Regions from separate parts of the Homo sapiens genome. Here all the other regions are linked to region 2. Evidence: chromatin contacts called from ENCODE Hi-C data. All regions are on one chromosome and are shown on one strand. The core of a region is the stretch at or near the end of the contact, and the rest is flanking DNA. Distances in the headings are between cores, read along the strand shown. Region 1 holds the start of RFC5 (replication factor C subunit 5). Region 2 holds the start of PRKAB1-AS1 (PRKAB1, TMEM233 and CCDC60 antisense RNA 1). Region 3 overlaps WSB2 (WD repeat and SOCS box containing 2). Region 4 holds the start of MLEC (malectin).

Region 1 (3,136 bases), core at 36-2,535, 1.7 Mb after region 2:
AAGGGGAGAATGGGGAGTAACTGTCAATGGGTAAAGGATTTCCATTTGGGGTGATGAAATTTTGGAACTAGATAGCGGGAAGACTCCACAACAGTACACTGCATTCTGAATGTACTTAATGCCACTGAATTGTACATTTTAAAATGGTTACAGGATGGGCTTGGTAGCTCGCCTCTAAAAGTCCCAGTTCTTCGGAGGCTGAGGCAGGAGAATGGCTTGAACCCCAATGTTTGAGGTTACACTGAGCTGTGATCACACCACTGCGCTCCAGCATGGGCGACAGAGCGAGACCCTGTCTCTAAAAAAAAAAAATACGTAAATACATAAAATAGTTACAACTGTCAATCTTCTGGGTTTTTTTTAACCACAATAAAGACAAATTGAACTAGTTACTAGACAATGACAACTTGCAGCTTTTCGAAGCCAAGCCAAATTGCTTCAAAGTCTTGGAAGCATTGCGAGAACATAGCTGTTTAAGTAGGATGGTTAAGAGTACAAGATCTGAATTCAGACTTCCTAGATTCACCTCCAAGCCAATTTTCTCCCTTGGACCATAGGGAAGTCATTACATCTTTCTAAAATGCAGTTTCCTCCTGTGTAAAATTTGAAGCGGTGCCTACCTCCTACGGTCTTTGTAAGGATCGAACATCTAACAGGGCGTCTGCTAATCTAATAATATGCCATTCAATAAAAGTTGACCAGGGAGCGTTATTACTAGTTTAAAATGTGACCAATAGTCGCATCGCAGGTTTTGAAGAGTGGGAAGAGGGCATTTTGGCATGGAGGCCATTGCAGGCGTCAGGAGACGCGGGATCGAACCCCTGTGCTGTCACCAGGTGCGAAAGCCGCCTTCTTCTTCGGCAAATGGAGCTGGGGGTGAAAGGGTGAGAACTGGCAAAAGCCCTAAACAGAACGGACGAGTCTGGGTAGCTGGGGGGTGTCGGGGGAAACCTCTGCAGGTCGGTCCCGGCTGCAGGCCTGGAGACGACGGGAAGAGGTCGGGTTGGGGTCCGGTCACCTGCCACCCCAGCCACCTCCTCCCCGCGCGGCCGCCTGGCCCCCTCTGCCCACCGCCGCCGCTCGGCCTCCTCCTACCAGGGCAGGTTCCTGATCTTGGTCGCCGCGGGCTGCTCCTGCTGCTTGAGTGCTGAGGTCTCCATGGCGGGGAGACGAAGGTGACCAGATCCGCTGAGATCGTCGCGTCACCCAAGCGCCTGCACAGTGACCAGCCGCGACCTGACCCTGAGACCCTGGCACTTACAGTTCGCGCGCAAAAGCAACTCTCGCGAGACGCGGCCACCAGTTTCCGACTTCCTCCCTCGGTCCCGCCCCCTCGCGTTGCTAGGGCGTCGGTTGCTAGGTTACCGGAGGCGCGGGCCGCCAGCGTCCCTCCAAGCTCCGCCCCTCCAGCCTGCTCTGAACTCTCAGATACCCAGGCGCTTCCAGAGCAGGGCAGCGGGAGAGGCAGGGCCCCCTGCAGCCCCAGTCATCATTACATATTAAGATCTCAAGGCCAAAGCCAATTCCTGCCATCGCCAAGCTTCAAACACTTAAATTCAAAGGAACAAAAGCTGCCGGGGCTCAAAAAAAAAAAAAAAAATCTAAGAAAAAAAACAACACCGAGTAAAACGGCTGGGTCTTGAATATAGATGCCTTTGCGAAAGAAGGCTTGAGATACCTCTCGGCCCCCAAGCTGGGAGGTGAATATTTGGAAATGAAAACAACCCCAAACAAACACAACTGCAACCTACCTATCTCCGGAATCCGTGCCCCTCGCCCAAAAAGTTTAGGGAACCAACCTCCAGAAAACGACTCCAGAGAAAAACAAACAGAAACTTCCAGTTGGGTTAATCTGTGTCGCTGGAAGGTCTAGTTCATGAACACAGAGGACAAGGTCCTTGTGATCTGAGATACTGAGGAGAATCGATATCAACATTTTAGGTTTTTTTCCTGAGGCGAGGAGAATTCTAGATCACTTTTATTTTCTTCTTTTTTGTTGGTCTGTATTTTCTTTTCTTTTTTTTGGTGTCTTGCTCTGTCACCCAGGCTGGAGTGCAGTGGCGCTATCTCGGCTCACTGCAACCTCTGCCTCCCGGGTTCAAGCGATTCTCTGCCTCAACCTCCGGAGAAGCTGGGATTACAGGCGCGCGCCACCACGCCTGGCTAATTTTTGTATTTTTAGTAGAGATGGGATTTTGCCATGTTGGATAGGCTGGTCTCGAATTCCTGACCTCAAGTGATCCACCCGCCTCAGCCTCCCAAAGTGCTGGGATTACAGGCGTGAGCCACTGCGCCTGGCCTGGTCTGTATTTTCCAGCAATGAGCATGCAAAGCATCCATATTGAAGTCTTTTCTTTTTTTTTTTCTTTTAACATGATGAGGAAGACAAAAATCCTGGAGGATTTTTGAGGCTGGCCTGGGGTCAGCAGTGTTCTGATTAGGAGGTAGCAATACTCTTTGCATAGGATTACATCACTGTCACCTGCTTCAGGAACACAGCAGAGGGACAGTGGCAAGTATGTGATGGCAGTTATGGCTTCACCCTAGCCCCTGCCTGGGGACCCCGAAGAAGGGGATCAGCTAGGGCTTGTGATGTGACAGTGCCCCTACTCTGCTTGCTCCCAGGAAACTTTAACACTGGGGGCTTAGATCATTAGCATGCCATTTTTAAACTTTTCTTTCTTTCTTTTAAGATAAAACTGGTTTTATTCATTTTTATCTCCAGGAAGGGAATCATAAATGATTAACAAGTTTTTCTTAAATACTAAGGCTAAAAATCAGCACATGTTTACAATTAATTTGCTGACACATGCTGAGGTGAGATATAGATGCCTCTGAATTAAAGTTATAGAAACACATTAAATATTTGTCATGTATTGCCAAATTCTGGGGTCTTTGAACACTCCTGGGGTTTTGTTCTGTTTCGTTTTTGAGAGAAGGTCTCACTATGTCACCCAGGCTGGAGTGCAGTGGCACAATCACGGCTCACTACACTCTCTAACTCCCCGGCTCAAGTGATCTGCCTGCCTTGGGCCTCTTAAAGTGCTGGGATTATTGGCATGAGCCACTACACCCAGCCCACTTCTGTTTTTTAAAAGGCATAAAATACAAGTGATGGGTATAAAAATAAAGGAAA
Region 2 (3,169 bases), core at 531-3,030:
TTCTATGTACGCTTTAAAAAAAAGCAGGGTGAGGCCGGGAGTGGTGGCTCATGCCTGTAATCGCAGCACTTTGGGCGGCCCAGGCGGGCGGATCACTTGAGGTCAGGAGTTCAAGACCAACCTGGGCAACATGGCGAAACCCCACCTCTACCAAAAATACACAAAATTAGCCAGGCATGGTGGCACACGCCTGTAGTCCCAGCTACTCGGGAGGCTGAGGCAGGATGGTTTGAGTCCGGGAGACGAAGGTTGCAGTGCCCCGAGATTGTGCTACTGCCCTCCAGCCTGGGCAACAGAGTGAGACTCCATCTCAAAGAAGGAAAAAAAAAAAATAAGTAGGGTGGGTTCAGTGGCTCACGCCTGTAATCCCAGCACTTTGGGAGGCCGAGGCAGGCGGATCTCCTGAGGTCAGGAGATGGAGACCATCCTGGCTAACACGGTGAAACCCCGTCTCTACTAAAAATATAAAAAATTAGCCGGGCGTGGTGGCGGGTGCCTGTCGTCCCAGCTACTCGGGAGGCTGAGGCAGGAGAATGGCGTGAACCTAGGAGGCGGAGCTTGCAGTGAGCCGAGATCGCGCCACTGCACTCCAGCCTGGGCGACAGAGCGAGACTCGGTCTCAAAAAAAAAAAAAAGTAGGCTGAACCGGCCAGCACCGTAGCTCACGCCTGCGATCCCAGCACTTTGGGAGGCCAAGGCATAAAGATTGCTTGAACCCGGGAGTTCGAGACCAGCCTGGAGAACATTGTGAGACCACCGTCTTTTTTATTTTTATTTATATTTTTTTTTTGAGACGAAGTCTAGCTCTGTCGCCCAGGCTGGAGTGCAGTGGCGCGACCTCGGCTCACTGCAAGCTGCGCCTCCCGGGTTCACGCCATTCTCCTGCCTCAGCCTCCCGAGTAGCTGGGACCACAGGCGCCCGCCACCACGCCCGGCTAATTAGTGAGACCACCGTCTTTTAAAAAATAAGTAGGGTGAATCAAAAGTGTTGGGCAGAACTAAACACCTCTGGCAACTGCCGTCAGCTGTTCCGCTCTACTTTCAGCTTGTATATGTACCTGGTTTGCCTCCAAAATGGATAAATTCCCAAACTAACTTTTACAAAAGCTCCAGTTTGTGTAAAGGTGAGGGAATTTGTCTCAAAGCAGTGCAATTAATTACACCTAAGAGAAAAGCAGAAGCTGGGGCTCAATTACTGTTAGCTCGACTCTGAATTAATTAAGAATTTGAAACTCTGTCCCAGAGCTGCTTTCTCCTTAATGATGTTAAACCAAGTGAGCACCTCCTCCCTCAGGGTGACTTTCTCATATTGGTAATTAGACACAGGTTCTTGGACCGCTAAGAGAACTCTTACAGGACCATCTGGCTTTTAAGTGCACCGGGTAATGTACCACCTCCCTCTCCGTTCTGGTGTTTTTCGAAAGGATGTGACGGGAATCTAGTGGAGGGTTCCTCTCCTCAACATTAGTCAAGGGGAATCGGGTTCCTCCACACCGCTCGCACCTTGATTTCCTCGGAGTGGAAGAGGTCGGCGTCTTCGGGGCTGTCCATCAGGATCTTGGGCCTGTCCCCGTCCTTGGTGCCCCCCGAGCTGTCCCTCCGGGGCGTCTTATGGCCACCATGCCGCTCCAGCGCGGCGCGCTCACTGCTGGTATTGCCCATGATGGGGGTCTGCGGGGACACAGGGAAGGCGGACGGCGCCTCACTGCAGGAAAGGGACCCTGAGCAAGGGACTCCCGGAACCGCGGGTCCCAAGGAGCCTGCGGAAGGAGTCGGAGCACCAGGACACCACGCCCCTCGGGCCGGGAGCCGGTTCCGGCTGAGTCGGCAGGGTTGCCGAGCTCTCGCAATCGCGCTTTACCTGCCCAGGCAAGCCGCGGCAAGAACGCAAGGGGCGCGAAGATAAACCGACACTTTCCCAACCGCTTCACCACCCCTCAGCGACTTCCGCTTCCGGCGACTCCGTAAGTCGGCCCGGCCTAGGGCGTGGAGGTGGCGGCGGCCAGCTAAACGCGCGAGGCTATCTCGATTCCATTTCCGCTTCCGGTCTTGAGCGGTGCGGTAACAGGTGCCCCGGGCCGTCTCTGCAGGCCTCGGAGCGCGCAGTCGCAGTCAGCAGCCGGCCGCCCAGGGCCAGGCCCAGGACGAGGCGCTGCCGAGGGCCGGCAGGGGGCACCCCAGCGCGCGGGCAATCTGAGCCGTTCATGCGCTGGGCTGAATAATGCCATTTAGCTATCTTTGCTCACTTATAGTTGATTCTACACTCTGCAGCCAGAGGGATCTTTCTAAAATGCAAATCTGATTCAGAAACTCCACTTCTTAAAGCCCTTTTAATGCACGTGTTCTCACGCTTTACAGTGCATTAGGTTAACCTGGAGCGCTTGTTAAATGCATCCCCCACTGCAGACCTGCAGAATCATGATTTCTACAGATTAGGGTCGGGGGTGCAGGCAGTCTTGCAGGTATTTGAAAAAATGGCAGACCATAAGATCTCTGGAAATTTCTTATGTCTAGTAGGTTGGGGGTTGTAAAATGCTGGAGTTATTCGTGTATTTTTATTGAGTGTGCAATCTTTTGATAGGTAATTTTGCAAGATATCTTGTAATCACTTCGGAAACATCCTTCTGCATAAGATGCATTAGCGTTTGTCATTTACTCTGGTCAGTGCTTCAACAAGAAGTGCATACAAATACGGTAGTAAAATATTCTCATCTTCTCATTGTCAGTCATTGTCATATTTTGTGGGTTTTTTGGTGTGTGAATATCTCAAAATACTTTGCATTTGCCGGGTCAGGTCATGCATTTCACCCACTGAACATTTATTTAGTACCTAAAAAAGTACCAGACATTGTGCTAAGGAAATGAGGAACACAAGATGACTAAGATAAGGTTTCCTGGGGGGAATTCAGCAGTATGCATCAAAATTTAAAAATGCACCTTCATTTTGACACACAATTTTACTCCTAGGAAACTTGTGCAGAAATACACACATGAAAATTATTTACAAGCATTATCTACAAAATATTTACATGCAAAAATATATTCTAAGATGCACTTGTCACCCCCCATGCCCCCATATATTTTAATTTCTGAAACTGGATGCTTTTTACAATAATGGAATCTTACACTTGGTGAAATAAGGAAATGAAAAACTACAAAATCCTAAAAG
Region 3 (3,301 bases), core at 578-3,077, 1.6 Mb after region 2:
GACTACCCTATTGGCAAACAGGACTCAGAAGCAGACTCAGAAGTCTCTGCACATGCGTTTCAGCAGGGGTCTTCCTAAGGCTGATCTGGTTTATTCTCTCTTATAGTGAGCTCCTTGAGCATGCCCATTGTTTTAAATCCTCAAGAATCCAGACCAGTTGCCTTATTTAAACCTACACCACACGTTCTGGAAGAGCTGTAGAAAAGGGATAGAGAATCAGCCCTGGCTGCAGGGCCTGCAGATTTGGTGGTGGTACCTTTCCCTCCCTCCGTTTGAGTCCTAAGCACTTTGCTTCTGCCCTAACCAGGCACTTCTTACTTTCCACAGGTCTTTCTATGGAGCATGAGGTCCTACACGTTAATTCGGAAGCTAGAGGGCCATCAAAGCAGTGTTGTCTCTTGTGACTTCTCCCCCGACTCTGCCCTGCTTGTCACGGCTTCTTACGATACCAATGTGATTATGTGGGACCCCTACACCGGCGAAAGGCTGAGGTCACTCCAGTAAGGACTGAATCCCTGCTATGACTTTTTTGTGGGGGGACTGATGAGGAACCTGCCTGGGATTAGACATGTCTCTTTTAGAATCTGGGACATGGGAGGGGACAAGCTGGATAAAAAGGCACAGTGGGTCTCTTTTGAGACGGAGTCTCGCTCTGTCACCCAGGCTGGAGTGCAGTGGCGCAATCTTGGATCACTGCAACCTCCACCTCCCGGGTTCAAGCGATTCTGCTGCCTGAGCCTCCCGAGTAGCTAGGACTACAAGCGTGCGCCACCAGGCCTGGCTAATTTTTGTATTTTTATTAGAGATGGGGTTTCACCATGTTGGCCAGGCTAGTCTCAAACTCCTGACCTCAGGTGATCCACCGCCTCAGTCTCCCAAACTGCTATTATAGGCATGAGCCACTGCGCCTGGCCTGGTTCATTGCTTCTTAGTGATGCCTTGTCAATTAAGCCCTCTCAAGTAGCTTTGAGTGTCTTCCAGTCTCCTGATTCAGGTGGCTGTGTGTACTTCTTCGGAATCAGCATTATGAAGCCTCAATATGACTCTTTATTTCCATTTACTAATAACTGTAGTAACAAGTTCAGAAAGAGCCTCTTATCGAAACTGTGCTTTCCAAAATGAGTTTCATGTTCTCACAAACTTGGTCTCCTTTTTCCTTTTGTGTCTGTTGTTTTATGAAGCAAATAATAGGCAGTCCTATAATTATCATGTATCTTAGCCTAAAAAAGACTTGCAGTTTCTACTGTGGCATTAAAGTGAGGGCTGACCTACTTTGCATAAGCAAATTAGCACAAGGAAGTGTTAGTAACCCTTCATCCACAGGACACCTGGAGCCTTCTGAGATACCCTTTTTTTTCCCAGTGTGCAAATCCCAAGCTTTTCCACGAGGGGCACACAATGCATCTTGAGCCCTTTTGTAGCCAGGGCAGTTTGGCTTCCTGCCTAGGGTGATGATGGAGGGTGGAGAGCAGCCATCACTCCAGGCCTGCCATCCTGTTTCTTTCCTTCCCAGCCACACCCAGGTTGACCCCGCCATGGATGACAGTGACGTCCACATTAGCTCACTGAGATCTGTGTGCTTCTCTCCAGAAGGCTTGTACCTTGCCACGGTGGCAGATGACAGGTAACGAAGAGAACTCTCTTTACATGGCCTCAGAACAAGTGCTTGCAAGTAATGGCAGCAAGGCCCTCTTGGTCTGGCCCTGGGTCAGCTAATATCCAGATGTTCTCTCTCCCCATCCAGACTCCTCAGGATCTGGGCCCTGGAACTGAAAACTCCCATTGCATTTGCTCCTATGACCAATGGGCTTTGCTGCACATTTTTTCCACATGGTGGAGTCATTGCCACAGGGTATGTATTTGTTAGCTGAACAGATGGGTGGTGCTTTCTGCTGAGTATACCATGGAGCTTTTTAAGGAAAGAAACCATCTAGAATTTTCTTGCCTATGAGGAAAGCTTTAAGGCAATTCAAGATTATATAAAACTCAAATGATCGATTTTGCTAATAACGGTGTCCCATTTTCTCTGAATATTTAACCTAAATGTAATTAAAGATCTGTAAGTCATGCCACCTAATGGGCCAAGTTCACAAGGGAGAATAAAATTGAGATGATGCATAATATATGGGAAACCATTTAGGGCTAAAAGACCACTTTACAGGTAACATCTATAATTCAGTAGGTGGCACTCTTCCCCCTTATACTTTTGAACTAACTGTGGTCAGATTTAGAAAGGGCTGTGCCGAGAGAGAGACAGAGAGAGCGCTTTGGTATCACAGGTGTCTTGAGTTTTTCTAATCCTATCAGCAGCTTTAATTATTCAGCACCACAATTTTACATCCATTTCCACAGTCAGGGTTACATTTCACTCTCCGAAGTCTCCTGCTCTTTGCAGTCAAAACAGAAACATGAGTATTCATCCTCATGAAAACATGAACATCCAAGCTCTGTCTTAGCATCGGTTTCTGTTTCATTTTAGGACAAGAGATGGCCACGTCCAGTTCTGGACAGCTCCTAGGGTCCTGTCCTCACTGAAGCACTTATGCCGGAAAGCCCTTCGAAGTTTCCTAACAACTTACCAAGTCCTAGCACTGCCAATCCCCAAGAAAATGAAAGAGTTCCTCACATACAGGACTTTTTAAGCAACACCACATCTTGTGCTTCTTTGTAGCAGGGTAAATCGTCCTGTCAAAGGGAGTTGCTGGAATAATGGGCCAAACATCTGGTCTTGCATTGAAATAGCATTTCTTTGGGATTGTGAATAGAATGTAGCAAAACCAGATTCCAGTGTACTAGTCATGGATCTTTCTCTCCCTGGCATGTGAAAGTCAGTCTTAGAGGAAGAGATTCCACTTGCACGGCAACAGAGCCTTACGTTAAATTTTCAGTCCAGTTATGAACAGCAAGTGTTGAACTCTTTCTGCTTGTTTTGATTCAAAGTGCAGTTACTGATGTTGTTTTGATTATGCAACTAAGTAGGCCTCCAGAGCCTCTCTAGTGGCAGAGCAGCTCACACTCCCTCCGCTGGGAACGATGGCTTCTGCCTAGTACCTATCCTTGTGTTTCTGATGCAGTGGTAGCATTGGTTCAAGTTCTCTCCTGCTGTGGTCAGAGTTGCTTCGATGTTGGCCAAGTGCTTTTCTTCTTGGGCTCCCTTCTGACCTGCAGGACAGTTTTCCTGGAGCCATTTGGTATGAGGTATTAATTTAGCTTAACTAAATTACAGGGGACTCAGAGGCCGTGCTCCTGACCGATCCAGACACTATTACTGGCTTTTTTTTTTTTTTTTTAACAATGGTGT
Region 4 (3,203 bases), core at 563-3,062, 1.0 Mb before region 2:
CACTCGTGAAGAAAGAGGAAGGGTCCAGGATAGAGATAGTAATGACCTCCTGCTATAAAGTCTGGCTTTGGCTGCTGTTACCGCTGCTAAAGACTGGAGCCCTGAGTCAGCTGAACCCAGGCTACTGTGATCTACATGCCAGGGCTCAACAAACTCCAAGACAAACATAGAACTTCACAAAACAGCCCTGTGTCCCAAGACCCTCACATGTGTGAAAGGCAATAAACTCCTTAATATAACAAACTCCAGGACACTGCAATCGACTTGGGAAGAACTAACTATTTTAGTAAAAGCAAGAGCCAAATCTGGGCATCGCAGAAAAAGAATGAGAGAAAGTGAAGAGTGAGTCTGTCTCCTGGTTGTCTGGAGGTGGCATACTGCCAATTTGGTAGCCTCTGAACCCAGCATACAGTATCAATCTCCTAGCAAAGAACTTCCTTCTGAAACCTGTTTTCCAATCCCTCCAACAGAAGAAACAAAGATTATAAAGCTGATCTTCCAAAACGGTGGTCTCGGGGCAACCTACATCACAAGCCCCTGGTGCAGAAACCTGGATCCCAGCAAAAAAGCTCAATCTACTATAATCAATTTCGAGTGGGGACTAGGAATCTGCATTTTTAACCAGCTGCCCTGGCAATTCTGACACACACTAACTTTGGGAAGGGAGCAGCTCCGTTAAAAACCACTGTTGCCCAGCAAGTTAAGTCACAATCATTTTCCCCCTAAGCTGGAATTAGAACTCTCAGGATCACCTAGGGGAGGTTGTAAGCATTCTCTGATAGACCATTCGGATTCTTACACTGGTTGACCCAGTTCACACACAGCCACCAGCCTCACGTGCAGGATGGCTTCGATAGAACCACCCTCTGGGGGCGGCCTGCCGATTCTACTTTTAAGCACACATATTCTTCGCTCGAAAAGAGGGCGGGGGAGGAGGCTACAATCAAACTTTCCTGGCCCATTCTCTTCGAAGATTCCTTCCTATTCTGGCTAAGAATCAAGCCCCGCTCCTGCAGAAGGGGCAAGGAAAGCGGCCGATTCCTGGGTCGACGAGAATCTCCCAAGAACTGTCTCGACAGGAGAAGCAGGGGCACCCATGACCTACAACCCGCGAGGCCTGGAGGTAGCAAAAGGCCGCCTTCGTCATTTCTCTCCCAGCTTGGATGGGAGTGAGGGGTTGAGAAAATGCAGGATGAGAAATCCAAATATAACTAACTTCTGGCCAACTCTCTGCCTGTATGACTCTAGGTACCTTGGAGCCAGTGCCAGGCCCTGAGCTCAGAGCGGGCCCCCGAAGAAGCTGCAGAGAGAAACTTCGCTCCAGAGACGCGGCCCCAGGGTCGAAAGGGGCTCGGGGCCCGCAGCCCCCGGCCGGCTGCGCCCAGCACAGCAGGCCCTGGATCCCGCGGCTCGGCAGGGGGACTCTCACCTCGGCCCACCCGGCCTTCCAAAGGGTCCTTGCGGAAGTGGATCCCGTGCACGTCCACATGCGCCTCTCCACCCGCGTTGACCGCCCAAATGACGCTCTCGGGCAGCCCGGCCCCCGCCGCGCCGGCCACGCCGGCCACGCCGAGCCCGGGTCCCCGGATCGCCGGCGGCAGCAGCAGCAGCAGCAGTCGCAGGAGCGCCACAGCGGTTCCCTCAACCGCCCAGGCTCCCAGCATGGCGGCCACCACCACGGGGGCAGCCCCCGCCGACCCTCGTCCTCGGCCGGCTGCCAGGCCACCCCGGACTCAGAAAAACAGCGCCACGGGCCGCTCCGCCTGAGCCGCCGGGGACATGTCGCTCTCAGGCCTCCTTCTTCTCAGCCACGGGTACCGCCTCCCACCTCAGGAACAACCTACCCCGCCGCCCTGCCCCCGGCCACGACGCTGCAGCCAATCAGCGCCCGGCCCTCATTAATTACCCACCACCCCGCCGGGAGGCGCCCGCTCATTGGCTGTCAGGCGCGGGAAAGGGCGTGGCTTCTCCCAGGCGCCGGCCCAGCAGTCGGGCACCAGATGGAGCGCGCGCAGAGGGAGTGAGTTCGGTTGAAGCGGCGGTTCGATGCGGAAGTGGCGGGTGCAGCGCCCAGGCGGCCCCGGAATCCCACAGCTGAATGGGAAAGGTGGCCTGGGGGGGGAAGGTTTAGGGTAGGGCGCACTGACATGTCGCCAGCACTTCCGGTGCTCTAGCTCCTGAGACCAAATAGGCTCTGGAGGGGGCGTGGCCGACTTTCCCGCCCCCTCTTCTTTTCTCAGGGAGCAGCATGAGCATAAATTCTAGTAGGAGAAGCAATGGACACTCTCCAGACCTAAGAGACGCAGTCCTTTTCCCCGCGTGAGGGAGAGGACCCATGCTTTCCCAGAGAGGCCGCGGACACAGGTCTCCAGGGAACGAATCCCATGAGAATAAGGCCCCGCCCCCTCCCCTTAGCGGGCTCGGGGCGGGTGGTAGCGTCCAGACGGCCGTCCAATGAGAAGGCTCCAACGCAGCGGAAACGCGTGGCTTTGAGAGCGAGTGGGTGCCAGGCTGCTCGCGTCTCCATGGCGACGGCCTCTGGCCGGCCTCCGCTGCGTAGGGGCGGGACCGAGGCACCCTAGGCGCTGGCGGGAGTCGCCGCCGGCGGTGCCCAGAGTGGATACCGGGGTTGTCCCGCACGGGCACGGCCCGAACTCCCTCCCTGCTCCTTCACAGTTCACCTGGCGCTCTCCCACACTGGCGATCCCTGCGCTTCGGTCGCTGTTCAAACTCCCATTTTTCCGATGGGGAAACTGAGGCATAGAAAGGGACTGAATTTTGCCAAAGGGTCGCACCGCAAGTGTAGGGCAGAGTCAAGGCAAAAACAAAAAAAACAAAAAAACGCTTATGCATTTTCCATAAATACTGGTCGATTTAGAAATTCTCCCTAAAAGGAAAAAAATGTATCAAGTCCCTGCTACCAGGGTTGTCAGATTTGGCAGATAAAATAGGAGAAGCCCAGTTATATTTGAATTTCAGATAAGCAAATGGGACCCACTTATACTAAAAAAAAAAATGCATTGTTTATTAAAATTTAAACAACTGGACTTCTTGTATTTTATCTACCAATCCTACCTACTACTTAGGCAATGAGCTTTGTGCTACATGAACAAAAAACACACCTGGGGTCCCGCATGAGAATCATAGACTTTGCACAACCCATAATGAAATTAATTGTTTAGTTAGAACAGTGGTAAGTGCTA

What was found. A loop is a pair of places that touch in the nucleus more often than their neighbours do. Pooled maps may share reads with other maps.
Region 1: a loop to region 2 is called in a map of B cell, with 22 times the contacts of the local background. The contact joins the promoter of RFC5 here to the promoter of PRKAB1-AS1 in region 2. A Hi-C loop is called at or near these places in 5 of 168 maps with a recorded cell type or tissue (B cell, CD4-positive, alpha-beta T cell, CD8-positive, alpha-beta T cell and 2 more), 3 of 37 single-sample maps with no recorded cell type and 16 of 50 pooled maps.
Region 3: a pooled map shows a loop between it and region 2 (5-fold over the local background). The contact joins the enhancer-like site here to the promoter of PRKAB1-AS1 in region 2. A Hi-C loop is called at or near these places in 6 of 50 pooled maps.
Region 4: a map of CD4-positive, alpha-beta memory T cell shows a loop between it and region 2 (15-fold over the local background). The contact joins the promoter of MLEC here to the promoter of PRKAB1-AS1 in region 2. A Hi-C loop is called at or near these places in 1 of 168 maps with a recorded cell type or tissue (CD4-positive, alpha-beta memory T cell), 1 of 37 single-sample maps with no recorded cell type and 9 of 50 pooled maps.

The regions. Positions count from the first base shown.
Region 1 is chr12:118,014,852-118,017,987 of GRCh38, reverse strand. RFC5 (replication factor C subunit 5) reads right to left here and starts at 1,285. Exons shown (of 11, transcript NM_007370.7): 1 at 1,096-1,285. The coding sequence starts at 1,160. RefSeq lists a silencer at 994-1,043 and an enhancer at 1,408-1,577.
Region 2 is chr12:119,666,738-119,669,906 of GRCh38, reverse strand. It overlaps PRKAB1-AS1 (PRKAB1, TMEM233 and CCDC60 antisense RNA 1), which reads left to right and starts at 1,780. Exons shown (of 3, transcript NR_188494.1): 1 at 1,780-1,964. PRKAB1 (protein kinase AMP-activated non-catalytic subunit beta 1) reads right to left here and starts at 1,774. Exons shown (of 7, transcript NM_006253.5): 1 at 1,504-1,774. The coding sequence starts at 1,662. RefSeq lists enhancers at 444-1,079, 1,518-1,927 and a silencer at 2,028-2,297.
Region 3 is chr12:118,033,537-118,036,837 of GRCh38, reverse strand. WSB2 (WD repeat and SOCS box containing 2) reads left to right here. Exons shown (of 9, transcript NM_018639.5): 6 at 328-500; 7 at 1,514-1,624; 8 at 1,745-1,852; 9 at 2,480-3,301. The coding sequence ends at 2,642. It also overlaps a transcript of RFC5 not described here. Among named protein-coding and RNA genes, the nearest start is that of RFC5, 18 kb to the right of the region's middle. RefSeq lists enhancers at 1,106-1,155, 1,166-1,225. Within about 2 kb of position 1,827, at least 4 of the 41 ENCODE cell types and tissues checked have a DNase peak (open chromatin) inside an H3K27ac peak, as active enhancers do.
Region 4 is chr12:120,685,758-120,688,960 of GRCh38, reverse strand. MLEC (malectin) reads right to left here and starts at 1,812. Exons shown (of 5, transcript NM_014730.4): 1 at 1,430-1,812. The coding sequence starts at 1,664. LOC105370029 (a long non-coding RNA gene) reads left to right here and starts at 1,812. Exons shown (of 3, transcript XR_945449.3): 1 at 1,812-2,107. RefSeq lists silencers at 1,454-1,753, 2,594-2,693 and enhancers at 1,508-2,009, 2,104-2,233, 2,324-2,433.